2 separate regions of the Homo sapiens genome follow, and region 1 is linked to region 2. The links are chromatin loops, found by intact Hi-C in ENCODE. Cell type or tissue: endothelial cell of umbilical vein. All regions are shown on one strand. Links, peaks and the distances in the headings refer to the core of each region. The heading gives the core; the rest is flanking DNA.

The links. Hi-C counts contacts between places; a loop is a spot of excess contacts. Peaks named below come from ENCODE experiments on the same cell type or tissue, not always from the same donor. Only the 100,000 strongest peaks of a DNase experiment are listed, where the experiment ranks them.
Region 1: a loop joins it to region 2, with 3 times the contacts of the local background. A loop is called at or near these places in 5 of 110 quality-filtered maps.

Annotation. Positions count from the first base shown.
Region 1 is chr10:87,524,141-87,540,822 of GRCh38, forward strand. The region is part of intron 4 of MINPP1 (multiple inositol-polyphosphate phosphatase 1); the gene reads left to right. Among named protein-coding and RNA genes, the nearest start is that of MINPP1, 28 kb to the left of the region's middle. RefSeq lists a silencer at 13,100-13,149. In endothelial cell of umbilical vein, for the core only: a CTCF peak has its summit at 9,657; DNase peaks (open chromatin) are centred at 8,251 and 9,671; H3K27ac peaks cover 1,450 bases.
Region 2 is chr10:87,627,342-87,638,877 of GRCh38, forward strand. No RefSeq gene overlaps it. Among named protein-coding and RNA genes, the nearest start is that of PAPSS2, 27 kb to the right of the region's middle. RefSeq lists enhancers at 1-11, 9,895-9,944, 11,523-11,536. In endothelial cell of umbilical vein, for the core only: no CTCF peak of the experiment used is centred there; a DNase peak (open chromatin) is centred at 8,560; H3K27ac peaks cover 1,912 bases.

The DNA of each region.
Region 1 (16,682 bases), core at 7,255-12,254, 100 kb before region 2:
ACATTGAAAATCTGCTTAGTATAGTGACCTTCAGTTATCTTAGCTAGATCTTCTGGATCACTTGCAGTTTCTACATCAGGACTTGCTGCTTCAACTTACATTTTTGTGTTATGGAGATAGCTTTTTTCCTTAAACCCCATGAGCTAACCTCTGCCAGCTTCTAACTTTTCTTTTGCAGCTTCCTTACCTCTTAGCTTTTCTAGAATTGAGGAGAGTTAGAGCCTTGCTGTGGATTAGGCTTTGGCTAAGGGGAATGTTGCAGCTGTTTGGATCTTCTACCAGAGCACTGAAACTTTCTTCCTATCAGCAATAACATTCTTCCACTTTCTTATCATCCATGTGTTCACTGGAGTAGCACTTTTAATTTCCTCCAAGAACTTTTCCTTTTCATTCATAACTTGGCTAACTGACCCAAGAGACCTAGTTTTTGGCCTGTTTCAGCTTAGGACATGCCTTCCTCACTAAGCTTAATCATATCTAGCTTTTGAGTTAAAGTGAAAGATGTGTGAGTCTTGCTTTCATTTGAACACTTAGAGGCCATTGTAGGATTATTAATTGACGTAATTTCAGTATTATATCTCAGGGAATAGGGAGACTGGAGGAGAGGAAAGAGGATGGAGAATGGCTGGTCGGTGGAGCAGTCAGAACATATACAACATTTATCAGTTAAATTTACCATCTTATATGGGTGGGGTTCATGGCACCCCAAAACAATTACAAAAGTAACATAAAAGATCACTGATCACAGATCACCATAACAGATATAATAATCATAGTAATAATTAAAAAAACTTTGAAATATTGTGTATTACTAAAATGTGATACATTACTAAAATGTGATACATTACTAAAATGTGATACACAAAATGAGCACGTGCTGTTGGAAAAATTACACAGATGGCCTTGCTTAACTCAGGATTGCCACAAACCTTCCATTTGTGGCAAAATGCAGTATCTACAAAGCACAATAAATCAAAGCACAAGATGAGGTAATACCTGTATCATATACAGTTTACCTACTTAAAGTGCACAATTCAGTGTTTTAGTATATTCACAGAGTTGCACAACCATCACTACTGCAACTTTAGAACATTTTCATCGCCTCAAAAAGAAACTCTATATGCTGTGCCTTAGCAGTCACTCTCCATTCACCCTCACTCTGCCATCCCCTGGCAACCACTAATATATTTTCTGTCTGCATGCATTGGCATATTCTGGACATTTCATATAAATGGAATGATATAATATGTGGTTCTTTGTGACAGGCTTTTATGATTTAGCATCATATTTTTAAGGTTCTTCCATGTTGTACATGTAGCAGTAGCATGTATCATTCTTTTTCATGGCTGAATAATATTCCTTTGTATTACTATATCATGTTTTTGTTCATCTTATTTTCTTTTTTTCACCTTTTTTAAAGTTATACTTCAAGTTCTAGGGTACATGTGCACAATGTGCAGGTTTGTTACATATGTATACATGTGCCATGCTGGTGTGCTGCACCCATTAACTCGTCATTTACGTTAGGTATATCTCCTAATGCTATCCTTTCCCCCTCCCCCTACCCCACGACAGGCCCACGCCATGACAGGTGTGTGATGTCCCCCATGCTGTGTCAAGTGCTCTCATTGTTCAGTTCCCACCTATGAGTGAAAACATGCAGTGCTTGGTTTTCTGTCCTTGCGATAGTTTGCTCAGAATGATGGTTTCCAGCTTCATCCATGTGCCTACAAAGGACATGAACTCATCCTTTTTTATGGCTGCATAGTATTCCATGGTGTATAAGTGCCACATTTTCTTAATCCAGTCTATCATTGATGGACATGTGGGTTGGTTCCAAGTCTTTGCTATTGTGAATAGTGCCGCAATAAACATACATGTGCATGTATCTTTATAGCAGCATGATTTATAATCCTTTGGGTATATACCCAGTAATGGGATGGCTGGGTGAAATGGTATTTCTAGTTCTAGATCCTTGAGGAATCACCACACTGTCTTCCACAATGGTTGAACTAGTTTACAGTCCAACCAACAGTGTAAAAGTGTTCTCACATCCTCTCCAGCACCTGTTGTTTCCTGACTTTTTAATGATTGCCATTCTGACTGGTGTGAGATGGTATCTCATTGTGGTTTTGATTTGCATTTCTCTGATGGCCAGTGATGATGAGCATTTTTTCATGTGTCTGTTGGCTGCATAAATGTCTTGTTTTGAGAAGTGTCTGTTCATATCCACCCACTTTTTGATGGGGTTGTTTGATTTTTTCTTGTAAATTTGTTTAAGTTCTTTGTAGATTCTGGATATTAGCCCTTTGTCAGATGGGTAGATTGTAAAAATTTTCTCCCATTCTGTAGGTTGCCTGTTCACTCTGATGGTAGGTTCTTTTGCCGTGCAGAAGCTCTTTAGTTTAATTAGATCCCATTTGTCAATTTTGGCTTTTGTTGCCATTGCTTTTGGTGTTTTAATCATGAAGTCCTTGCCCATGCCTATGTCCTGAATAGTACTGCCTAGGTTTTCTTCTAGGGTTTTTATGGTTTTAAGTCTAACTTTTAAGTCTTTAACCCATCTTGAATTAATTTTTGTATAAGGTGTGAGGAAGGGATCCAGTTTCAGCTTTCTACATATGGCTAGCCAGTTTTCCCAGCACCATTTATTAAATAGGGAATCCTTTCCCCATTTCCTGTTTTTGTCAGATTTGTCAAAGATCAGATGGTTGTAGATGTGTGGTATTATTTCTGAGGGCTCTGTTCTGTTCCATTGGTCTATATCTTTGTTTTGGTACCAGTACCATGCTGTTTTGGTTACTGTAGACTTGTAGTGTAGTTTGAAGTCAGGTAGCATGATGCCTCCAGCTTTGTTCTTTTGGCTTAGGATTGTCTTGGCAATGTGGGCTCTTTTTTGGTTCCATGCGAACTTTAAAGTAGTTTTTTCCAATTCTGTGAAAAAAGTCATTGGTAGCTTAATGAGGATGGCATTGAATCTATACATTACCTTGGGCAGTATGACCATTTTCACTATATTGATTCTTCCTATCCATGAGCATGGAATGTTCTTCCATTTGTTTGTGTTCTGTTTTATTTCCTTGAGCAGTGGTTTGTAGTTCTCCTTGAAGAGGTCCTTCACATCCCTACAATTGTGAATGGGAGTTCACTCATGATTTGGCTCTATGTTGAGTAGGAGTGGTGAGAGAAGGCATCCCTGTCTTGTGCCAGTTTTCAAAGGGAATGCTTCCAGTTTTTGCCCATTCAGTATGATATTGGTTGTGGGTTTGTCATAAATAGCTTTTATTATTTTGAGATATGTCCCATCAATACCTAGTTTATTGAGAGTTTTTAGCATGAAGGGCTGTTGAATTTTGTCAAAGCCCTTTTCTGCATCTATTGAGATAATCATGTGGTTTTTTCCTTTGGTTCTGTTTATATGATGGATTACTGATTTATTGATTTGCATATATTGAACCAGCCTTGCATCCCAGGGATGAAGCCAACCTGATCATGGTGGATAAGCTCATCAGGGATATTGGTCTAAAATTCTTTTTTTTTGTTGTGTCTCTGCCAGGCTTTCAGGATGATGCTGGCCTCATAAAATGAGTTAGGGAGGATTCCCTCTTTTTCTTTTAACTGGAATAGTTTCAGAAGGAATGGTACCAGCTCGTCTTTGTACCTCTTGTAGAATTTGGCTGTGAATCCGTCTGGTCCTGGACTTTTTTTGGTTGGTAGGCTATTAATTATTGCCTCAATTTCAGAGCCTGCTATTGGTCTATTCAGGGATTCACCTTCTTCCTGGTTTAGTCTTGGGAGGGTGTATGTGTCCAGGAATTTGTCCATTTCTTCTAGATTTTCTAGTTTGTTTGCGTAGAGATGTTTATACTATTCTCTGATGATAGTTATATTTCTGTGGGATTGGTGGTGATATCCCCTTTATCATTTTTTATTGTGTCTATTTGATTCTTCTTTCTTTTCTTCTTTATTAGTCTTGCTAGCAGTCTATCAGTTTTGTTGATCTTTTCAAAAACCCACCTCCTAGATTCACTGATTTTTTTTGAAGGGTTTTTTGTGTCTCTATCTCCTTCAGTTCTGCTCTGATCTTAGCTATATCTTGCCTTCTGCTAGCTTTTGAATGTGTTTGCTCTTGTTTCTCTAGTTCTTTTAATTGTGATGTTAGGGTGTCAATTTTAGATCTTTCCTGCTTTCTCTTGTGGGCATTTAGTGCTATAAATTTCCCTGTACACCCTGCTTTAAATGTGTCCCAGAGATTCTGGTATGTTGTGTCTTTGTTCTCATTGGTTTCAAAGAACATCTTTATTTCTGCCTTCATTTCGTTATGTACCCAGTAGTCATTCAGGAGCAGTTTGTTCAGTTTCCATGTAGTTGAGCGGTTTTGAGTGAGTTTCTTAATCCTGAGTTCTAGTTTGATTGCACTGTGGTCTGAGAGACAGTTTGTTATAATTTCTATTCTTTTACATTTGCTGAGGAGTGCTTTACTTCCAACTATGTGGTCAATTTTGGAATAAGTGTGATGTGGTGCTGAGAAGAATGTATATTCTGTTGATTTGGGGTGGAGAGTTCTGTAGATGTCTATTAGGTCTGCTTGGTGCAGAGCTGAGTTCAATTCCTGGATATCCTTGTTAACTTTCTGTTTCGTTGATCTGTCTGATGTTGACAGTGGGGTGTTAAAGTCTCCCGTTATTATTGTGTGGGAGTCTAAGTCTCTTTGTAGGTCTCTAAGGACTTGCTTTATGAATCTGGGTGCTCGTGTATTGGGTGCATATATATTTGGGATAGTTAGCTCTTCTTGTTGAATTGATCCCTCTACCGTTATGTAATGGCCTTCTTTGTCTCTTTTGATCTTTGCTGGTGTAAAGTCTGTTTTATCAGAGACTAGGATTGCAACCCCTGCTTTTTTTTGTTTTCCATTTGCTTGGTAGATCTTCCACCATCCCTTTATTTTGAGCCTATGTGTGTCTCTGCACATGAGTTGTGTCTCCTGAATACAGCACACTGATGGGTCTTGACTCTTTATCCAATTTGCCAGTCTGTGTCTTTTAATTGGAGCATTTAGCCCATTTACATTTAAGGTTAATATTGTTATGTGTGAATTTGATCGTGTCATTATGATGTTAGCTGGTTTTTTGCTAATTAGTTGATGCAGTTTCTTCCTAGCCTCGATGGTCTTTACAATTTGGCTTGTTTTTGCAGTGGCTGGTACCGGTTGTTCCTTTCCATGTTTAGTGCTTCCTTCAGGAGCTCTTGTAAGGCAGGCCTGGTGGTGACAAAATCTTTCAGCATTTGCTTGTCTGTAAAGGATTTTATTTCTCCTTCACTTATGAAGCTTAGTTTGGCTGGATATGAAATTCTGGGTTGAAAATTCTTTAAGAAGGTAGAATATTGGCCCCCACTCTCTTCTGGCTTGTAGAGTTTCTGCCAAGAGATCCACTGTTAGTCTGATGGGCTTCCCTTTGTGGGTAACCCGACCTTTCTCTCTGGCTGCCCTTAACATTTTTTCCTTCATTTCAACTTTAGTGAATCTGACAATTATGTGTCTTGGAGTTGCTCTTCTCAAGGAGTATCTTTGTGGCGTTCTCTGTATTTCCTGAATTTGAGTGTTGGCCTGCCTTGCTAGGTTGGGGAAGTTCTCCTGGATAACATCCTGAATAGTGTTTTCCAACTTGGTTCCATTCTCCCCATCACTTTCAGGTACACCAGTCAGACGTAGATTTGGTCTTTTCACATAGTCCCATATTTCTTGGAGGCTTTGTTCATTTCTTTTTGTTCTTTTTTCTCTAAACTTCTCTTCTCGCTTCATTTCATTCATTTGATCTTCAATCACTGATACCCTTTCTTGCACTTGATTGAATCGGCTACTGAAGCTTGTGCATGCATCACTTAGTTCTCGTGCCATGGTTTTCAGCTCCATCAGGTCATTTAAGGTCTTCTCTAGGCTGTTTATTCTAGTTAACCATTCGTCTAATCTTTTTTCAAGGTTTTTAGCTTCTTCGTGATGGGTTCGAACATCCTCCTTTAGCTCACAGAAGTTTGTTATTACCAATCGTCTGAAGCCTTCTTCTCTCAACTCGTCAAAGTCATTCTCCGTCCAGCTTTGTTCCATTGCTGGTGAGGATCTGTGTTTCTTTGGAGGAGAAGAGGTGCTCTGATTTTTAGAATCTTCAGCTTTTCTGTTCTGGTTTCTCCCCATCTTTGTGGTTTCATCTACCTTTGGTCTTTGATGATGGTGATGTACAGATGGGGTTTTGGTGTGGATGTCCTTTCTGTTTGTTAGTTTTCCTTCTAACAGTCAGGACCCTCAGCTTCAGGTCTGCTGGAGTTTGCTGGAGGTCCACTCCAGACCCTGTTTGCCTGGGTATCACCAGCGGAGGCTGCAGAACAGCAAATATTGCAGAATGGCAAATGTTGCTGCCTGATCCTTCCTCTGGAAGCTTCGTCTCAGAGGGGATGGGTTGTCAGTCGGCCCCTACTGGGAGGTGCCCCCCCAGTTAGGCTACTTGGGGGTCAAGGACCCTCTTGAGGAGGCAGTCTGTCCGTTCTCAGATCTCAGACTCCGTGCTGGGAGAACCAGTACTCTCTTCAAAGCTGTCAGACAGGGACGTTTAAGTCTGCAGAAGTTTCTGCTGCATTTTGTTCAGCTACGCCCTGCCCCCAGAGGTGGAGTCTACAGAGGCAGGCAGGCCTCCTTGAGTTGCAGTGGGCTCCACACAGTTCAAGCTTCCTGGCGGCTTTGTTTACCTACCCAAGCCTCAGCAATGGTGGACGCCCTTCCCCTAGCCTCACTGCTGCCTTGCAATTCGATTTCAGGCTGCTGTGCTAGCAGTGAGCGAGGCTCTGTGGGCATGGGACCCTCCGAGCCAGGCGCAGGATATAATCTCCTGGTGTGCCGTTTGCTAAGACCATTGGAAAAGTGCAGTATTAGGATGGGAGTGTCCTGATTTTCCAGGTACTGTCTGTCATGGCTTCCTTTGGCTAAGAAAGGGAATTCCCTGACCCCGTGCGCTTCCCGGGTGAGGCGATGCCCCGTCCTGCTTTGTCTCATGCTCCGTGGGCTACACCCACTGTCTGACAAGCCCTAGTGGGATGAACCCGCTACCTCAGTTGGAAATGCAGAAATCACCTGTCTTCTGCATGGCTCACACTGGGAGCTGTAGACTGGAGCTGTTCTTGGAACCTCCTCCTCATCATCTTGCTTATTTTCTTATAATTTGCTTATCTCACCTACAAATAAATTACAGAGGGAAAAATGCAACTAATTGAGCACTCCATTTTTGGTAGCTAGTAGCTGATGGTATTTTAATAAACTGAGAAGCTAATGAGGTGAATTTTCATGCATGGCTTGTAGTAGCAGGTGCAGTTCTGTGGTGTAGAGGCAATATGACATAGTAGGCAGTTGCTTGGATTTGGTTTGACTCCTGGTCCTGCTTTATGGATGCTGCAGATTCCTTACTTTGGAAAAGAGGAATGAAGAATGCCTAGCCCTAATGTGAAAATTCAAAATACTCCAAACTCCAAAACTTTTTGAGTGCGGATGTGATGCAGCAAGTCAAAAATTCCACACCTGACCTCCTGTGATGGGTTGTAGTTGAAACTTTTAAAATTATTTAAAATATCGTATAAAACTACCTTCATGCTATGTATGTAAGGTGTATATGGAACATAAATGAATTTCATGTCTAGACTTGGGTCCCATCCCCAAGATTATATATATGAAAATATTTCAAAATCTGAAAAAATTTGAAATCCAAAAGATTTATGGTCACGAACATTTTGGATAAGGAATACTCAACCTATACCTCACCTGACTCATGGAATTGTGATAATCAAGTGAGATAATACTTATTAAAGCACTTAGTATAATATGATATACAGACATGGTATTGGTATTATATGTGATAGTTCTCTGGCCCAAACATGTCCTTAATGTCTTTTTCAGATATTCACACACCCTTCCCCTCTACCACCCCTGCCCCCCTTGGCAATTGTCCAAATAATGAAAACAAGAGCTTTGTGAGACTTATTCTTTTCAAACTTTATGGCGTCATTTATTAAACTAACTTCCTTTTCATTGCAAGATGGAAAACATTTTTACTTCTTTTGGATGATTATGCCTTGTGGCTTGAAAGGAAAATTCATTCAACAAAGCAGCTACTATGTTTATATGTCAGGCAGTGATGACTGAGGCAAAGTCATTGCACTGTGGCTCTTACAGTCTAGAGAAAATAAAAACATTTTATAAAAGCCATGTATAATGATATAACTGTTTATGTAAGATTGTGAAACAATGTAAGAAGTTGAAAGAGAGAGTTTGACCCTTTAAGACAGGAAATCGTTTTGGCCACCGCCTCTTGTTCTAACTGAAGAAGGAATCAACAAACACTGCTCAGCAGTGAGCGATGATGAAGAAACTGGCAGATGGTTTCCTGGGACTGGGTATCTCTGTACTAAAAGACTGATGAGGATTTTAAAAGATGCTTATTTTGCTGAATTAAGATTAAACCTTAAAATAGGAAAGGAGAATAAAGTACGGTTTGAGACTTCTGTCAGGTTTCTCTCCTAAAAACAGATTGACTAGTGCTGTGAGAAGCACTTCTAAAGAAAATCAATATATGCTCAGCAAGGAGCAAGTAAGTTGTTTTTTGTTTGTTTGTTTTTAACTAATGGACTTTTAAAAGTAATTTTAGGTTCACAGCAAAATTGAGTAGAAAGTACAGAGAGTTCCTACTTACTGCTTTTCTCCACACATTGACAGTCAGGCACCAGTGTGGTAGAATAATAAGCTTTTAATAGAATGTTTATCTTTGTGTTTTTCCTGATCTCTTCTATCAAAACATTAGCCTTTTTTTTTTTTGTACATGACTTAAAATCCTTTTTTTAAATTTGGAATTAGAGTTTATAAGTGAGTATTTTGACATCCATATTTTCTGACAAAATGACTTTCACTTTCCCAAGTTCCCAGGCTATTTTTGCTTTCTCCATCCCACCCCTACCCCTTGTTAGAATGTTAGTATGTATACAGATTGGTTTTTTTTAATATTAACATTAAATCAGGGACATTCTTCAGTGCCACTGAATTTTTTTTTCAACATAATTTTGATAGCATGGTTTTACTTCATGGAAAAAATGGAAGATTGCAAATTGTTAAATTTTCAGTTAAATATAACCGGCCCTTGAAATTCAGCTCCTTGCATTTTATTAGGAACTTGATTTTTATTTTCCTTTTTGCACCATCACTATAGTAATGGGATTAAAGTTAAAACCAGCAAATTTAAGCAGATATTTCTATTTAAGCAGATATTTCTATTTAAGCAGCTGTGATTAGAAAAGCAGATTGAATTCACTGAAGAAATGAAGTATCTCCAGATTTTATTTTACTGTCTCCTTCCCCATATATCTGTTAATATAATCTTTTTAGATTCGAGGATTTCAACAAGTTACTTCATGTTTTCTCAAAGATTTATTTTGGGTCTATAATTACTTGCCTCGAGATCTTCCATTTTAAGTTAATTACTATAAAATATTTTTTACTGTTACTAAATACCTCAACTCTCAGTGTTAACCTTTTTTTTCTACCTTTTTGTTGGGTTTCAAATCATTGATATTTTCAGATTTCATAGTCTATAAGGTATGGCTTTTTAAAGCTGTGTAGTCCCATATTTTAACGTAAGATGGCAGCATTGAGATAAATGTGTAGTGACACCAAGTGATTTTAGTTATTTGGTCAATTAGCCCATTGTAACAGGGGAAACTTGCTGCTTTAAAGTTCTTAGAAATGTACGCCAATTCTAGGTGTTTTTGCCAACTTTTTGAAGTCACAGTTCCATGGAGTTTAGCCAGGGGTATCAGGAATCTTTTCAGTGCTAGGAATCTCTGTAGTGTTGAAAGATACTGGCTAAATATTTTTTTTTTTTTTTTTTTTTTTTTTTGGAGACAGAGTCTCGCTCTATCCCCCAGGCTGGAGTGCAGTGACATCGTCTCGGCTCACTGCAACCTCTACCTCCCAGGTTCAAGTGATTCTCATGCCTCAGCCTCCCAAGTAGCTGGGATTACAGGCACCTGCCACCATGCCCAGCTAATTTTTATATTTTTAGTAGAGAGACAGGGTTTCGCCATGTTGGCCAGGCTGGTCTTGAACTCCTAACCTCAGGTGGTCTGCCTGCCTTGGCCTCCCACAGTGCTGGGATTACAGGATTACAGGGGTGAGCCACAGTGCCCGGCCACATACTGGCTAAATATTAATAAGTAAAAGTTTATATAACTAGCCTGGCTGTACTCTGAATTCATATTCAAATGTCCAGCTGCCTTTTGAATAGACACTTTTTGACTATCACTAGATTGTAGGTCTACTAAGTAGTTATTCATTATTTCTGCACAATTATTTTACCTTTGTACATTTTTTTTTAAAACTATTCTTGTTGAATTGTATCCAGTTTTGTAAGAATCACTCTTAAATCTGTTGTCATATCTATTCTTGTCATAGTTGGAGAGTATACCTACTCTGTGCTGACCCCAACAGTAGAACCGGAAGGCAAATCTTGTTTCAGTTACTATTTTAAAAAAAGAAACCTCACACACACAAAACCCCACAACTTTTTAATAACTGTTAAATAAGTAGAATAGGCTGTTTTGTGAAGTAGTAAGTGTCCTATTTTAGAAATATGCTAGTTGAATCTGGATAACTGTGTCAGAGATTCTATGGAAGAAATGCTTCTACCACCTAAGAGGTTAGGAAATTATTTCATGGCTCCATAACTAAAGGCTCAGTTCATTTCAATTCAGCAAGCAGTTTTTGAGCACATACAATGTGTGGTCACAATGCTAGGCATTGGGAATACATAAACATGGATAAGAAGTTATACCCGCTACATCCAAGGGGCTCTCAGTCTAGTAAGGAAGATGTCTTAAGAAAGTAATTTAGTCAAAAGCGAAAGGATGCTTGGGAAAGTAAGTCATCTCTGCAGTTCATGGTAGTTGGAAATGGCTTCTGTGTGGATGTAAGATGTAAGGTGAGCCTTAATCATTGACACTGTAGTGTAATGGAATTTGCATTGGCATAGGATTATTAAAACTCAAATCCTTGTTCAGCGTTTCCTAACCAAAATTTTGTCATCTTTAAAATTCAGGTAATACTCATGTTTCAAGGTGTTGAGAAGGTTGAGTGGAGTTCTGTGTTCATGTATGTCTGTGTACCACACAAATACATGTAAAGACACATTTATCTTTTACTACTATGCTTTACACAATTAAGTATTTTATTAATTGTTATTAATACCATCATGACAATCATTCCAGGCAAAATTTGGCTAGAGAAGAATAAGGAAGACATCAAGGAAGAAGAGTATTGAGCAAAGGCCTATGTGGGAATGAAAATGTAAAATGCCCAAGTTAATTTGATGGTTTGAGTTAGACAGTGTTGGGAAATAAGCTGTTAGGGTGTTATCTATGCCAGAGAAAAACAGTATACTTTACCTGTCATCTAGATGCTGATTTAAAAATTTTCCTGGCCTGGCGTGGTGGCTCAGACCTGTAATCCCAGCACTTTGGGAGGCCAAGGCAGGAGGATCGCTTGAGCCCAGGAGTTTGAGACCAGCGTGGGCAACAGGGGTAATCCCTACCTCTACAAAAGAAAAAAAAAATTAGCCAGGCGTGGTGGCATGTGCCTGTAGTCCCAGCTACTCACGAGGCTGAGGTGGGAGGATCACCTGAGCCAGGGAGCTCGAGTCTAGGGTGAGCCGTGATCATGCCACTGTACTCCAGCTTGGGCAACAGAGCAAGACCCTGTCTCTAAATAAATAAATAAATAAATTAAGATTGTTCCTATTTCTGCTTTAGTTATTTGTGTTAATTTTAAATAAGTTCCATGTATTCTGAGGTTTACACTTAAACATCTCTCTCCTTAATTAGAACATAGACAAGTAAAGTCTATTGTTATTTTTCAAGAATATTTGGACAAATCTATTGAAATAAATATACAGCGTTTTCCAGGTTATCTTTGATAACCCACTATGTTCAGGTTATTTGGCTGGCAACAGAGGGTATATACAAAGATGAATGCATTGAAATTGTCTCCAAACTCAAAGTTTAGAGAACACTTATAATAGCACTAAAACAGATAAAAACAAAATTACTGAGAGAGAATTAATTTGAACTCTTTGGGGTTTGGTAAAGGCTTTATGAGGAGTCTTTGAAGTAGGCTACCAAAGACTTTTCTTTCACTAATCTCAGCATATCAGCTCTTAGTAATTGTTTTGATGTGTTTTTTAATAACTCGATTGAGGTATAATTCATGTAAACTGTACATATTTAAAGTGTACAATTTGGTCAGTTTTTACATATATATATACGCCCATGAAACCATCACCATAATCAAGATAAAATATCCATCACATCCAAGTTTCTTTGTGACCCTTTCTAATTCACTTTCTACCCCCATTTTCAGGTAACACTGATACACTTTCTGTCACTATACATTAAGTTGTATTTTCTAGGATTTTATATAATGGAATCATAGTGAATTTTTTTTTGTTGGGCTTCTTTCACTCAACATAGTGATTGTAAGATTCATCTGTGTTGCTGATGAATCTAATAGTTCATTCCTTTTTAAGACCAAGTAGTATTCTGTTACATAGATCCACCACCATTTGTTCACCTTTTGATGAACATTTGGTTATTCACAGTTTTAAGGCTATTGCAAATAATGCTTCTGAATATTTGTGATCTTTGTATGTTATGATTTGATTTCTTGGGAACCTACCTAATTAGATGGAATGGTTGAGTCTTAAGTAGGTGTATTTTTCACTTTTTTTTTTTTGAGACAGAGTCTTACTCTGTTGGCCAGGCTAGAGTGCAGCGGCACGATCTTGGCTCACTTCAGCCTCTGTCTCGTGGGCTCAAGCAGTTCTCCTGGCTCAGCCTCCCAAGAAGCTGGGATTACAGGCATGTGCCACCACGCCCAGATAATTTTTGTATTTTTAGTAGAGATGGGGTTTCATCATGTTGGCCAGACTGGTCTCGAACTCCTGACCTCAGATAATCCACCCACCTCAGCCTCCCAAAGTGCTGGGATTACAGGCATGAGCCACCGTGCCCGGCCGTCTTTTTCACTTTTTAAGAAACTGCCAAACTTTTCCCACCAATGTATGAGAGTTTCAGTTGTTCCACATCCTGCCAACGCTTCATATGGCAGGTCTTTTTAATTTTAACCATTCTAATGGGTGTGTAGTAGTACTTTGTTGTGGTTTTAGTTTGCATTTTCATAATGATTAGTGATACTGAGCATCTTTTCATGTGCTTATTTACATCTATATATCTAGTTTGGTGAAGTCTTTATTTTGTGTGCTTTTTAATTGGGTTATCTTTATTACTGTTTGTGTGTGTGTGTGTGTGTGTGTGTGTGTGTGTGTGTGTTGTCTAGGTACAAGTCCTTTGTCAGATTTATGCTCTATAGGAATATATTCTCTTAGTCTATGGTTTGCCTTTCTTAAAAAATATATATATATTAATGGACTGATTTTGCCCCATTATTGAGGCATTTCACCCTGAGTATTTATATGTACCCTGTGTATTTTGAGGTTTTCCCACTCTGGCTTATGTGAAAACTATTCTGTTTTTTTGTGTTAGCTTTGGGAATTTTTTTTCTTTTTTTAGACGGGGTCTCACTCTGTTACCCAGGCCAGAGAACAGTGGTGCGATCATAGCTCACTACAGCCTCAACCTCCCAGGCTCAGGCAATCCTCCCACCTCAGCTTCCCAAGTAGCTGCGACTACATGCATATACCACCATGCCTGGCTAATCCTTAAAAAATTTTTAATACATGGAACTTATTTTTATTTATTTATTTATTTTTATTTTTTTCTCACTGTGTTGCCCAGGCTGGTCTCCTGGTGGGCTCAAGCAGTCCTTCCCCTCTGCTTCTGGAGTCACTGGGATTATAGATAGGAGTAATCTGTAATTAGCTCTGCTAATTTTTTTTTTTTTTTTACCTATTCCTTTTCAATGTTTTTTCTCCGGGATTTGGATAGTTTTCTCATACGCATGTGCTGTTCAGTGCCAGCTGAAAATTTGAGGGAGCCCCTGCTGGTCTGCAGCACTCTCTTCTCAGGTACTCCTGCTGTGAATTCAGCCAGTGTGGCCTCCCTAAATTCTCACTCCCATCTCAGCTGCTCAGGGCGACTTCCCGAGCTGTTTGGGCATCCCCTCCCTGTGCCATAGTCTGGAAACTCGGCAGTAAGCTGGGGCAGTTGTTGGAGTCACCTCCTTTGCCTTCCTTTTCTTATAACTATTGTTGAGTGTCTGAAACTTTGTATGTTTTGTTCAGCTTTCTGGTACTTTAAGGTAGGACAGTAAATCTGGTCCCTATTACTCCGTCTTGACTGGAAGTGGAAACTGTTTCAGTGTATTTTTGCTTGAGGAAGAAAAATGTCATACTTGAGTCATTTTAGTTCTTGATTTATGTTAAGCTGTTGGATTGGTGCTTCTCCAAATACTCACTGGAACTGATGTTTCAATTAGATGTGGAAGACTTAACAACAAATTTTTTTCTGGTAATTTTCTTCCCAAAGCATCTGGCAGTTCATGTTGCTTATTTGTATACTTACATAAATATGGGAATTATATGAGTTGTGTAAAGCTGTATTTGATATTCCTGGATCATGTTTAAAAACATACTTTGCATAACATCAATTGAGTGTGAAACGTGAATTAAGAGCTTAGAAAGATCTAGCTGAGTACATTTGGGGGGAAAACATGCAATTATTAGTTGTTTTTTCTGGTTGAGCTTTTTGAATAACTTGAAGTAGTTGCTTTGTATCCTTTATCTACTTTGAACACACACATAGTTATCAACCCTCATTAAAAGACAGGATTTTAGACTTAAACTTTGTTTTTGGTTGAAGACATAATAAAATCTCCTCACCAATTTCTGTAAGTAAAAGGAGGGGTGTAATTTGGAGAACTGCAGTAATCCTCTTAACCATTTTCACGCTGTTATTCCTAAAATAAGAAGGGTTGACCAGATCTCAAACCTAAAACATTATGATTCTGTATATTTCTATCCAGACATTTATATAGATTACTCATTTGCTTTCATATATTTGTATTAATAGTTTACATTTTCAAGCAAAATATGTATCTTTTCAAGTGGTTTTGTCACTTTTTGGAAAATGCAACATTCCAAGTTTAATGCATTTTTATCAAGGAGAGAGCAGAGTTAAAGGTGTAATTCCTTTTCTTTGGGATACTTCTGCCAAGAGTCTCAAAGAAAGAATAGTCATTACAATGTAATGGGGGATGTAAGTTAATTTGAGAACTATGACTAGTTGGATCAGAATGCAGAGCATCTGAATTTTTCTTAATTTGGTGTTAAATATTCATTCTACTTAGACATTTTAAATATAGTATTAGGACAAAATTATCAGACATTTGTGGAATATATATGACTTTGGGGATATAAACCAATATGGGACAGAATTATAGACACATTATTCCTCAGGATGTCACATTGTAATATATAGCACGGGGATTCTTGGGGTATAGAGTCTGAAATCCCAAAACTATATTTAAGTTTTTATGGACCACATGCCTTTCTTTAGTACGAAGTTCCATTTTCTTAGATTCTCAGATGGTTTCATGTCCTTTGTGAAAGTTAAGAACCACAGATGCAGTGAGGATTGAGTGATTGCTTTGGCAGCCCTCCTTTAAAAAACATTTACCTCTTCCTGTATTTTTTGCTTGTTTGTTTGTTTTGAGACAAGGTCTTACTCTGACACCCTGGAGTGCAGTGGCGTAATCATGGCTTATTGCATCCTCGACTTCCTGGGCTCAAGTGATCCTCATACCTCAGCCTCCCAAGTAGCTGGGACTACAGGCATGCGCCACAGCGCCTGGCTAATTTTGTGGGGAGTTTTCGTAGACACAAGGTCTCTCCATGTTTCCCAGGCTAGTCTCAAACTCCTGGGCTCAAGCAGTTCTCCCATCTGAGCCTCCCAAAGTGCTGGGATTACAGGCGTGAGCCACCATGCCCAGCTTATTCTTCTGTTAAAGGAAAAACTTGGTCCTTTCTGTCATGGTATCCTGAACCTCACCACTCTGTTTATTGAATGGTAGTGACAAAGCCACATGAGACCATAGATAAAATATAGCAATCTTTATGCTCTTAGCAATCTTATGACAAAATACATGCAAGAGGTTTTATATAAGAAGAGCATAATTATGAGTATAAACTGAGAAGGAATTCGTTTCACATTTGTTGTGTTTTTTGCCCTCCTATACCTACATGCCTATGTTTCTCTCTCTTTCTCCTCTCTGTCAGTCTCTCTCCTCTCTCTGTCTCTGTCTCTGTCTCTCTCTCTGTCACACACACACACACACACACACACACACACTTTCTTACTCCCTCATTCAGACATATACACATGCTCATACCCATTTATTGTTGCCAGTATTTTGGGCTTGTTCATAGACCAGCTTTGGTTTGTTGGAGAAGGTTGGAAGTGAAACCAGAAAAGTTGTCATACCATCTTTGTGATTTTGGTGTATTCAAAGAGAAACTGGAGATTTGGTTCCTTCAAATAGTGATTGGGCATATACTAACTGGAGTTCCTAGGAGATGGTTTAAGAACCAGATTGGACTCTTTTAAGATTAACTCTAAATTGTGACACAGGGCAAAGAGCAGCATGT
Region 2 (11,536 bases), core at 5,994-10,993:
TAAAGTGTATAAACAAGCAAGATGTGCTTTTAGTGAGGAAAGCTATAAAGTGTGTGTTTGTTAAAAAGACTTTTTTTTGTCTAGTTTGAAGTTACTTAAAGGTTCTTTCAAGTAGAAGGAATAAAAAAGATGTAGATGAAACTCATATAGAAAGTTGAAATGAAAAAGAATTGTATAAATGTACGAGAGATTACGAAAAGTTTATGGAAATCTGGTGTGGTCAAAAGCCAACCGAGGTTTGTTTATAAGTTTTTATTAAAATTAGCTTTGATATCAATAAATACACTAATACAAAAGTAAAATTTTGTTTTATCTTTTGAAAAAAAAATTTCATGTAGTATTAATAAGACAAGTAAAAGTGGCTGGGTGTGGTGGTTGATGTCTTTAATCCCAGCTCTTTGGGAGACCAAGGCAGGTGGATCACCTGAGGTCAGGAGTTCAAGACCAGCCTAACCAACATGGTGAAATCTCATCTCTACTAAAAATATGAAAATTAGACAGGCATGGTGGTAATCCCAGCTACTAGCGAGGCTGAGGCAGGAGAATCCCTTGAACCCAGGAGATGTAGGTTGCAGTGAGTCGAGATCATGCCACTACACTCCAACCTGAGTGACAGAGTGAGACTCCATCTCAAAAAAAGAAAGAAAAAAAAAAAAGACAGTAAAATATTTTTGTTCACCTTTTGAGTAAACTGCAAAAAAAAAAAAACAAAGAAAAGGAGACAAGGGGAGACAGATTTTTTTTTTCTCATATTGTCTTTCTCAGGTCTTTTGATTGCTTGGGTAACTGTGTCTTCTTACTATCAGAGAATAAAGATTTGTGCTTTTAAAAACTTTTTCATTATCACATTGGCTATATAAATGACTATTATTTTACAATGACCTGTGATTCTATTTGGCCAAGTGTTTTAAACCTTTGGCATATTTGACAAGCTTCCTGAAATCACATTTCAACTTCAAAATTTGTCTTTTTTGTTGTTGTTTTTGACCTCTAACTTCAGGGTGCTAAAGAGGGCCTCTGAAGCATACAAAAGAGAGATAAACAGTATTGATATGTTAAATTACATGGAAAGCATTGTCAAATAAGAAATACTGTTTAACCTTCTTCAAGTTATATTTTTATAAATGTTATTAATATATGTTCTAAAATTGTATGGAATTCCTAAAATTCTGATATGTCTGTATGCTATCAGCCATAATTATGGTTATATTAAATTTTTGTAGGTCACAAAATAACCAAATTTCCTTCTCAATTGTACTCTTTAACTGTGATCATTTTAAGTCATTTCCACAGTTAATTGCTTACTTCTGATACAGTTTCTGGAAACTTCACAAGCAAGCAAAATCCTAGAGCATTGTGTCTTCAAGGAGTTTCATGAAAACGATAAAAAGAACCCTGACAAGCACTCTTGAATAAGGCTTCTGATAGCTTTAGGATAATAACATTTGGACTTGGTAAGAATTCCCAGAATTCTAATGAAGAAACCGACTGGTTTATAAAATTGCTAACCTAAGCAGGATAAAAATTAATTGGATACCAAGAAAATACTTTGCCAGATTTTCAAGCTAAATCAGTCAGTATTGAAATTGTTTAAATATGCAATTTGAATGAATTTCATGCTCCAAGTCAAATGATAACTCATCTAATAAACAGTGCTATGCTCCTAAATTGAAGAAACGAAATTGATATTCAAGAGGGTATAAGTTCAATGTTAAGCATGGACTTATGGAGAGCCTGGATGGCAAACTAGACCTTCTTGGTCCTTAAAGCTTCCAATATTAAAAGCTTTGCATTCCATGACTTATAATGGAAGAAATAAAAATATAAATTAAACACACACACACACACACACACACACACACTGACTATTCTAAACTGCTGAAATAATTTATGACCAATGTTTGCTTTGTCAAACCCAAAATCCTGCAAAGATGATCAAAACTTCAGGTACATTTCTGATACCTGATGGCCTGTTTAAACATTTATAGAGGGATTTCATGCAATTGTTATTTTCAATGCATGTTTTCTGGTTGTATAGAAGGTTTCCCATGCAAGAAGATTGATGTTATTACAGCAGCTAAAAGGTTATTAGAAATTGTTTTTCTCTAATGGGACATTTCTGGAGAAATCTCTAGTGATAGAGGTACTTGTTTCACTGAACAAGTTGTAATAGTTAAATATGGTATTACAGATACAATAGCAATAAATAAAACTAACTGAATATTGAATTGCCTTGGTCAGAGGTATTGCAGAATGATGACAGTCAGATCCATTTAAAGCGGAAAACATAAGTTGACCCCTTATGCAATAATCACTGGAAGGCTTATGCACTTAATAATAGAAGCTCATTATCTTTTATCACTAAACTCTGATATGACTAAATGCGGCAAGACTTTTAATGCATTGTGCCAAAGTGTATTTTCACCAGGTGAAGAGGTTTTTCATGGTCCACTGACTAAGGACGATCAAACCCTTCACAATCTATAATAGAACCTGGAGACTGGGTCTTCTAAGAACAACATCAAAGAAAAACTACCTTTGCCACCCGCACTGCGGCAAAACTTGAGGATCTTGAACCTTGAGTTCACAACTCAGAAGCTCCCCTCCAGACTCTTGGAACTATATAGCCATTGGGTACCTAAGATAAAGCTAACCAGGGAAGTTTCTCCCCAGAAACAGACAGCATCTTTGACATACACAGCTTTTTCCCAAGAGCATGTTTTAAGGCTTCTCTGCTATCATGAGATTCTCATCTCTAAATTTTTTCCTTGCCTATGTCTCTGTGAACAATAGAACTGAAAAAGGGGCCTCTTGTGTGCACTCATGAGGTATACATTTATTTTTGGAGGATGTCACAGCCAGCCTTATCAATAAACAATCTTCTGCCTTGACAGACGGAAGAGGAAGGGCCAATGTAAGTGAGAAATTTTAATGGTAACTTTGTTGCTTCATTATCTATCAAAACCAGAACATTTGTCCACACCTCTTAACCTACATCATAGGTTAAAGAGAACATTGCCAGAGGCCTTCATTCTTTTGGATGGGCATCATTTATTAGGTCTGTTTTTCCATGGTTTAAAGTAAATGAGGCAATGATTAGAAATGTATCCCTCGGCTGGGCGCGGTGGCTCACGCTTGTAATGCCAGCACTTTGGGAGGCCGAGGCTGGCAGATCACTTGAGGTCAGGAGTTTGAGACCAGCCTGGGCAACATGATGAAACCCCGTCTCTACTAAAAAGACAAAAAAAATTAGCTGGGCGTGGTGGCGTGTGCCTATAGAAGGCTGAGGCAGGAGAATCGCTTGAACCTGGGAGGCAGAGGTTGCAGTGGTCTGAGATTGCGCCACTGCACTCCAGCCTGGGCGACAGAGCAAGACTTCGTCTCAAAAAAAAAAAAAAAGAAAGAAATGTATACCTCATAATAGTCTGTAGATCTGTACAGCAGATTCTACTGCAAAGGCTATGGTTACACAACAGACTTTAAACTCTCTTGTGTATGTTGTGCTAATTAATAGAATTGCTCTAGATCATCTACTGGCTAAACAGAAGTATCTGTGCAGTTGCTGATACATCTAGTTGCCCATGGGGAAATACACTGGACGTTATAGAGACTTGACTGTAGGGAATTAATGAACAGGCTGCTTGGTTGGAATGAATAGACTTTTTATCTAGCTCATTCTTTGGTCTATTTGATTTTAGTTGGTTTGGTTCATGGGAACCCCGGCTAAGGAGCATACTTCAAACTTTTGGTATTACCCTCCTGATAGTTGTAATAAGAGTCTCCCTGGTTTGTTGTATTCCCTCAAAAGTTTTAAATATTTGCAAGCAGCCATCCATAAAATGTCAAATGGTCTTTCTTCAACTGGAATGATAAAAACTAAAAGAAATATGAACATGGGGTAACGTAACCTAAGAATGATATGCTGAGAGTGGAAACCCAAAATGATGATAACTGAGAGTGGTGCTAAGGCTGTAAGTTTTGGTTATACTCTCACCTAAATGAGAACCTAACCAAAAGGGGAGAATTTTTAAACAAAATGATGGGAGACCATTATTTTGGATTGAGCTCAGGTAGTAGGCCACAACAGACCAGACCAAACCAAACCAAAATGGAGTCACTCATGCTAAATGCGACATAATCAAATTGAAATTTTAATGAAGCAGGTAGGTCCTAAAACAGGCCAAGTTTCGTTTTTCTCCTGTAAACAGGAGATTGCAGCACAAGAAGGTCCCCTCTACTGTAACCCTTACAAACATAGGCTGGGCATGGTGGCTCACACCTGTCATCTTAGCACTTTGGGAGGCCAAGGTGGGTGGATCTCTTGAGCTCAGGAGTTCAAGACCAGCCTGGGCAAATGGCAAAACTCCATGTGTATTAAAAAACAAAAACAAGATGCCTTTATTCCCACCTTGCAAAACCCACTGTTTTGCTATTTCTCAATGGGATTTAAGACAGCATAAGGATATTTAGCATGGTAGTAGAGTAACATCAATGCCTACAGTTTTGGTCAATCTCTCAAAACTGGGGAATTGCTAAATTAAATTTAATCCAAAGCGCCTACTTACATATTTTAAGTTTGACCTAACTTATGGTATCTTCATACTGAATAAACTGTAACCTAACTGGATGTATTAGTCCATTTTCATACTGCTATGAAGAAATGACTGATGTAATCCCAGCACTTTGGGAGGTGGAGGTGGGTGGATCTCAAGGTCAGGAGATCGAGACCATCCTGGCTAACATGGTGAAACCCCGTCTCTACTAAAAATACAAAACAAAAATAGCCAGGTGTGGTGGCAGGCACCTGTAGTCCCAGCTACTCAGGAGGCTGAGGCAGGAGAATGGCGTGAACCCAGGAGGCAGAGCTTGCAGTGAGCTGAGATCACGCCACTGCACTCCAGCCTGGGCAACTTGAGTGAGACTCCGTCTCAAAAAAAAAAAAAAAATTAGACTGGGTAATTTATAAAGAAAAAGAGGTTTAATGGACTCACAGTCCTGCACAGCTGGGGAGACCTCACAATCATGGCAGAAGGTGAAGGAGGAGCAAAAGCACATCTTACATGGCGGCAGGCAAGAGAGTGTGTGCAGGGGAGCTGCCCTTTATAAAACCATCAGATTTCATGAGACTTATTCACTATCATGAGAACAGCATGAATGCCTCCATGATTCAATTACCTTCCACCAGCTCCCTCCCATGACATGTGGGGATTATGGGAACTACAATTCAAGATGAGATTTGGGTGGGAATACAGCCAAACCGTGTCACTGGATTTGTAAACAGACTGTAAACTACTCTTGTGTTGATCACTGAGTTTTGGCCTATCAAAGGCGGCCAACTCTTCAAACCGCATTCAGATAAGGCAATTGCCAAGCTGTAACTGATCCAGCCAGTTTTGTACCTCATTTTCATTTTCTGTCTGTCACTTTCCTTTTTCTGTCCATCAATTTTCAACCATGTGGCTGCTCCGGAGACTCTCTGAACCTATTCAGGTTCAGGAGTTGCCAGATTTGTGAATCATTCTTTGCTCAGTTAAACTCTGTTTAATTTGTCTTAGGTTTTTCTTTTAACACTCAGTTGTAACTCTATTGCCTACATAAGTTGGAGAATGAATATGGCTCTGGAGTGACCGACTGACTGGCTTGCTCAGGACTGAGATATTTTCCAGGACTTTTGATTTTAAAACCAGGACAGTCCCAGGCAACCCCTGATAGTTGGTTACCCTTTTTGGGTATTGAAAGGCTCTGAGCCATACTATGTGACCATTCTATTTCATTAATCTTTCTATTCTGAATCCTTCCTCTGATATTCTGTGGCTAGACCTTATCCTGAGTTATAGACCTGGGAATAATGCCTTGAAAGTTAAATGGTTCCTTTGGATAAAGTAAGTCTATTAACCAAAGACAAGTCCATTTGCAATGGACTTCAGCTCTCTGAGTCTTTATTGAAGTCTTGAGCTCTCTATTAAAATCAAGTAATCTCTATTAAACACAAGTAATCACTGGCTGATTCAGGTGCTTTATAAATCTATTTTAATAATTTGCTGGAGGTTGTAAATTATAACAAGGTGAATGAAGCCAGTGATGAAGTGTTGTGTTGGGATAGCTTTCTCCCTGAGAGGAGAAACTGAGGCAGATAAGAACTGAGAAATGGATAGAAAATTATCCAAAGAAGTTACACAAATTGGCCAATAAACACATGAAAAATGTTCAATATCATTAGCCATCAGGGAAATGAAATGCAAAACCATGAGACAGCACTTCACACTCACTAGGATGACTATAATAAAAAAGACAGACAGTAACAAGTGTGGGGGAGGATGTGGATAAATTGGAACCCTAACACATCACTGATGAGATTCTAAAACGGTGCAGTCACTTTGGGAAACAGTCTGGCAGTTCCTCAAATGGCTAAACAACAGGTTGACGTATAACCTAGCAATTCCACTCCTCAGTGTATGCCCAAGAGAAATGGAAACACATATCTACACAAAAACTTGCATGTGTGTGTTCACAGCAGCACTAGTCACAATAGCCATAAGGTGAAAACAACCAAATGTTCATTGATAATGAATAAATAAAATGTGGTATATCCATATGATGGAATATTTATAAAATATTTCATAAAAGAAATACTGATACATGGTACAACATGGATGAACCTTAAAATACTACGCTAAGTGAAAGAAGCCAGACACAAAATGCCATATACTCTATGACTGCATGTCTATGAAATATCCATACCAGGCAAATCTATAAAGAGACAGTAGATTAGTGATTGCCAGACTCTTGGGTTGGGGGTGGGGGTTGGGAAAATTGTGGAGTGATGGTCAAGGAGTGCAGGAAGTTTAGGGGGTAATGAAAATATTATAAATTTGATTTTGATGATAGATGCACAACTCTGTGAATATACTAAAATTCATTGAATGGCACACTTTAATTGGGTGCATTTTATGCTATGTGAATTACATCTCAGAGCTGTTAAAGAGAAAGAAATAGAAGATTGTTCTGAGCTTTGCTTCTGTTTCATGGCACAACCAAGACCGCATTACAAACCTGACTCAACAAGGTTACGTGAAACTCAGGCTCAGCAAGTCCCCACCTCATCAGACTCTCTCTTCATGTCAGTGAGAAAAGTGCCAGGAATGTTAAGTTCTTCTTACTATGGGATTTAAAAAAGGAAGTGACCAGGTCACTATCTGTATTAGTCAGGGTTCTCCAAAGGGACAGAACTAATAAGATATATGTATATATGAAAAGGAGTGTAATAGGGAGGATTGGCTCACATGATTACAAGGTGAAGTCCTATGACAAGCCATCTGCAAGCCAGGGAAGAGAGAAGCTGGTAGTAGGTCAGTCCAAGTCTGAATGCCTCAACACCAGGGAAGCAGATAATACAGGCTTCAATCTGTGGTCAAAGGCCCAAGAGCCCCCAGCAAGGCACTGATGCAAGTCCTAGAGTCCAAAGGCCAAAGAACCTGGAGTCTGATGTCCAAGGGCAGGAGGAAGAAAAGAAAGAAGACTCAGCCAGCAAGGTTATTCCACCTTCTTCTGCCTGCTTTGTTCTAGTCACACTGGCAGCTGATTGTATGGTGCCCCCCACATTGAGGGTGGGTCTTCCTCTCAGTCCACTGACACAAATGTCGATCTCCTCTGGCAACACCCCTCACAGACACACCCGAAATAATACTTTACCAGCCATCTAGGCATCCTTGAATCCAATCAAGTTGACATCTAACATTAATTTCACAAGTCCACACCTTGTCAATTGGGCACCCATATACATCTCCTGAAATCATACTTAATCTCCAAATAAAGACAATAAGAAGGTCATAATTACACCTACCAGAACACAACTATTCTTCATACAACCGAAAGCACACTAATCTTTAACCTAAATGCTATTACATAAAGTTAGCACTTAAATACTGCTATGAAGTCAATAAATCTTATGTTACATGATAAAGGTAAAAGCAAGTAAATGAAGATATTTCTTCAATATGGGTGTAAACATGCACAAACATATTCTTAACAAAATAAACAGGAATTACAGTCCTCATTTCTGCAAGTGGTCATAGCTCATATTGATAACTACCTTCTTCTACTACACATTCTATATTCCCTTTGCCTTCAGCAAGCCCCTTAGCTGGTGATTTTTTACCTGGTGGAGTGAACTAAATCTTCATCCTTGAAGGGCCTGGGTTATTTGTAGTCATGCCTGGATTGCATTTTTATAGTTTCCCATTGATCTTAATCACAGGGCATGGTAATACTAAGAGATGGCCTAAGGAATCTCCTGTATTCCAGACATGCTCTTCTTGACCTCCATTGTGTAGTAGTAGACTGATTTTATCTTGATAGTTCGGGTCAATCACCCCAGTCAACACTGTAACTCCTCTTAGCCTGTTGACTTAGAGGCAGGAGGAGCCCAAAGTGGCAAGGTGATAGTCTTAACTTCCAGTTCAATTGAATCATTGTGTCTTCTGGTGGCAACATTCTTCCCTCTGGAACTAAGACCTCTAGGCCTTAATTGACAGCAGAATGTAACGTTGCAGGAACAGGAAGCAAACGTTTTGCTAATGAGTCACTAGGGGTGACGGTGAGTGGTGCCACTTTCACTTCTACCCCTTGATTCCTAGACAGGCTATGGGAGAAGCAGTTTCATACATTGAATGCTGATTCAGAGCACCCACCGTCTTCTGCAGAACTTTGTCCCAGGCCTGCAAAGTATTGTCACCTAGTTGGTGCTGTGATTGTGACTTCAAAAGGCCATTCTTCCCATTCTATCAAGCCATCTGCTTCAGGATGATGGGGAATATAGTAAGACCAGTGAATGCCATGAGCATGAGCATACTGCCACATTTCTTCAGCTGTGAAGTGAGTTCCTTTTTCAGAGGCAATTGTATGTGGAATACAATGATGGTGGATAAGGCATTCTGTGAGTCCATGGATGGTAATCTTGGCAGAAGCATTGCATGCAGGAGAGGGAAATCCATATCCAGAGTAAATGTTTATTCCAGTAAGAACAAACTGCTGCCCTGTCCATGGTGTAAGAGGTCCAATGTAATCAACCTGCCACCAGGTAGCTGGCTGATCACCCCAAAGAATGATGCCGTACTGAGGGCTCAGTGTTGGTCTCTGCTGCTGGCAGATTGGGCAATCGGTGGTGGCTGTAGCCAGGTCAGCTTTGGTAAGTGGAAGTTCATGTTGCTGAGCCCATGCATAACCTCCATCCATTGCCACCATGGCCATTTTGTTCATGAGCCCATTGGGCAATGACAGGGTTGGCTGGGGAAAGAGGCTGAGTGGTGTCCACAAAATGGGTCATCCTATCTACTTGATTATTCAAATGCTCCTCTGCTGAGGTCATCCTTTGGTGAGCATTCATGTGGGACACAAATATCTTCACGGCTTTTGACCCCTCAGAGAGGTCCACACACATACCTCTTCCCAAGATTCATTTGTCACCAATTTTCCAGTTATGCTCCTTTCAAGTCCCTGACCATCCAGCCTAACCATTGGCTACAGCCCACTAATCAGTATATAATCCCACATCTGGCCATTTCTCCTTCCAAGGAAAGTGCACGACCAGGTGCACTGCTCAAAGTCCTGCCCACTAGGAAGATTTCCCTTCACCTCTGTCCTTCAGGCATGTCCTAGAAAGGGGCTGTAGTGCTACAGCTGTCCACATTCAGGTGGTGTCTGCATACTGTGCAGTACCATCTGTAAACCAGGCCCTAGTCTTGTCTTCCTCTGTCAACTGATCATAGGGAAATCCCCATGAAGCCATGGGTGCAGCCTGGGAGAGAGAAGGCAGGGTGGTAGGAGTGGGGACCACGGGCATTTGACCCACTTCCTCATGTAACTCTCTTGTGCCTTCAGGACCTGCTCAAGCCCAATCATGTATATACCACTTCCATTGAATGACAAAATGCTGTTGTCCATACCCAACTTTATGGCTAGATGGGTCAGAAAGCACCCAGTTCATGATAGGAAGTTCAGGTCGTGGAGTAGCTTGGTGACTTGTAGTCAAAGGTTCAGTTTCCACCAAGGCCCAGTAACAGGCCAAAAGCTGTCTCTCAAAAGGAAAGTAGTTATCTTCAGAAGATGGTAGGGCCTTGCTCCAAAATCCTAGAGGCCTCTACTGTGATTCACCTATGGGGCCCTGACAAAGGCTCCAAACAGTATCCCTATCTGCCACTGACACCTCAAGCACCATTGGGTCTGCTCGGTCATATGGCCCAAGTGGCAGAGCAGCTTGCACAGCAGCCTAGACCTCTTGCAGAGCCTTCATTTGCTCTGGGCCCCACTCAAAACTAGCAGCCTTTTGGGTCGCTCAATAAATAGGCCAGAGTAACCCACCCAAATGAGGAATGTGTTGCCTCCAAAATCCAAATATGCCCACTAGGCCTTGTACCTCTTTCTTGGTTGTAGGAGGGGACAAATGCAACAATGTATCCTTCACCTTAGAAGGAATATTTCAACAGGCCCCTCACCAGTGGACCCCTAGAAATTTCACTGATATAGAAGGTCCATGAATTTTAGTTGGATTTATTTCCCATACCCTGACATGAAAGTGTTTCACCAATAAGTCCCGAGTGCTTGCTACTTCTCACTCACTGGGTCCAATTAGCATAGTGTCACTGATGCAATGAACTAGTGTGATATCTTGTGGAAGGGAAAAGTGATCAAAATCTCTGTGAGCAAGACATTGCTGGCCTTGCTGGCTGAAGGCAAATTGCCTCTGGTAGGCCTTATGGACAGGAGTAAGAGGCAAATTGCCTCTGGTGGGCCTTATGGACAGGAGTAAAGAAAAAGTTACCAGGTACCAGGAGATGTGTTAATTTGCTCAAACAATGAACCACATCTAGTATAGCAGCTGCAATTGGAGTCACCACTTCGTTAAGCTTATGATAGTCCACTGTCATTCTCCAGATCCATATGTCTTCTGCATAAGCCAAATAAAAGAGTTGAGGCCAGGCGCAGTGACTCATGCCTGTAATCCCAGCACTTTGGGAGGTGGAGGCAGGGGGATCACGAGGTCAAGAGTTCAAGACCAGCCTGGCCAATGTGGTGAATCTCTACTAAAAATACAAAAATTAGCCGGGCATGGTGGCGTGTGCTTGTAGTCCCAGCTATCTGGGAGGCTGAGGGAGGAGAATCGCTTGAACCTGGGAGGCAGAGGTTGCAGTGAGCCAAGATCACACCACTGCAGTCCTATTAGAAACCTTTTTCTAACTCCCCAAGCTGTAGCATTAAATGCAGAATCTCTGCTTAGTGGGCCCATATTAATAAATCCAGCCTGATCCAACTTTACGTTCCTTCCACCTGTCAATGAAAAGAGTCAAATTCTGGAAAATATTTGAAGAGTTTTATTCTGAGCCAAATATGAGTGACCATGGCGCATGACACAGGCCTCAGGAGGTCCTGAGAGTATGTATCCAAGGTGGTTGGAGTGCAGTTTGGTTTATACATTTTAGGGAGGCATGAGACATAAAATACATTTAAGAAATACATTGGGTTGGTCCAGAAAGGTGGG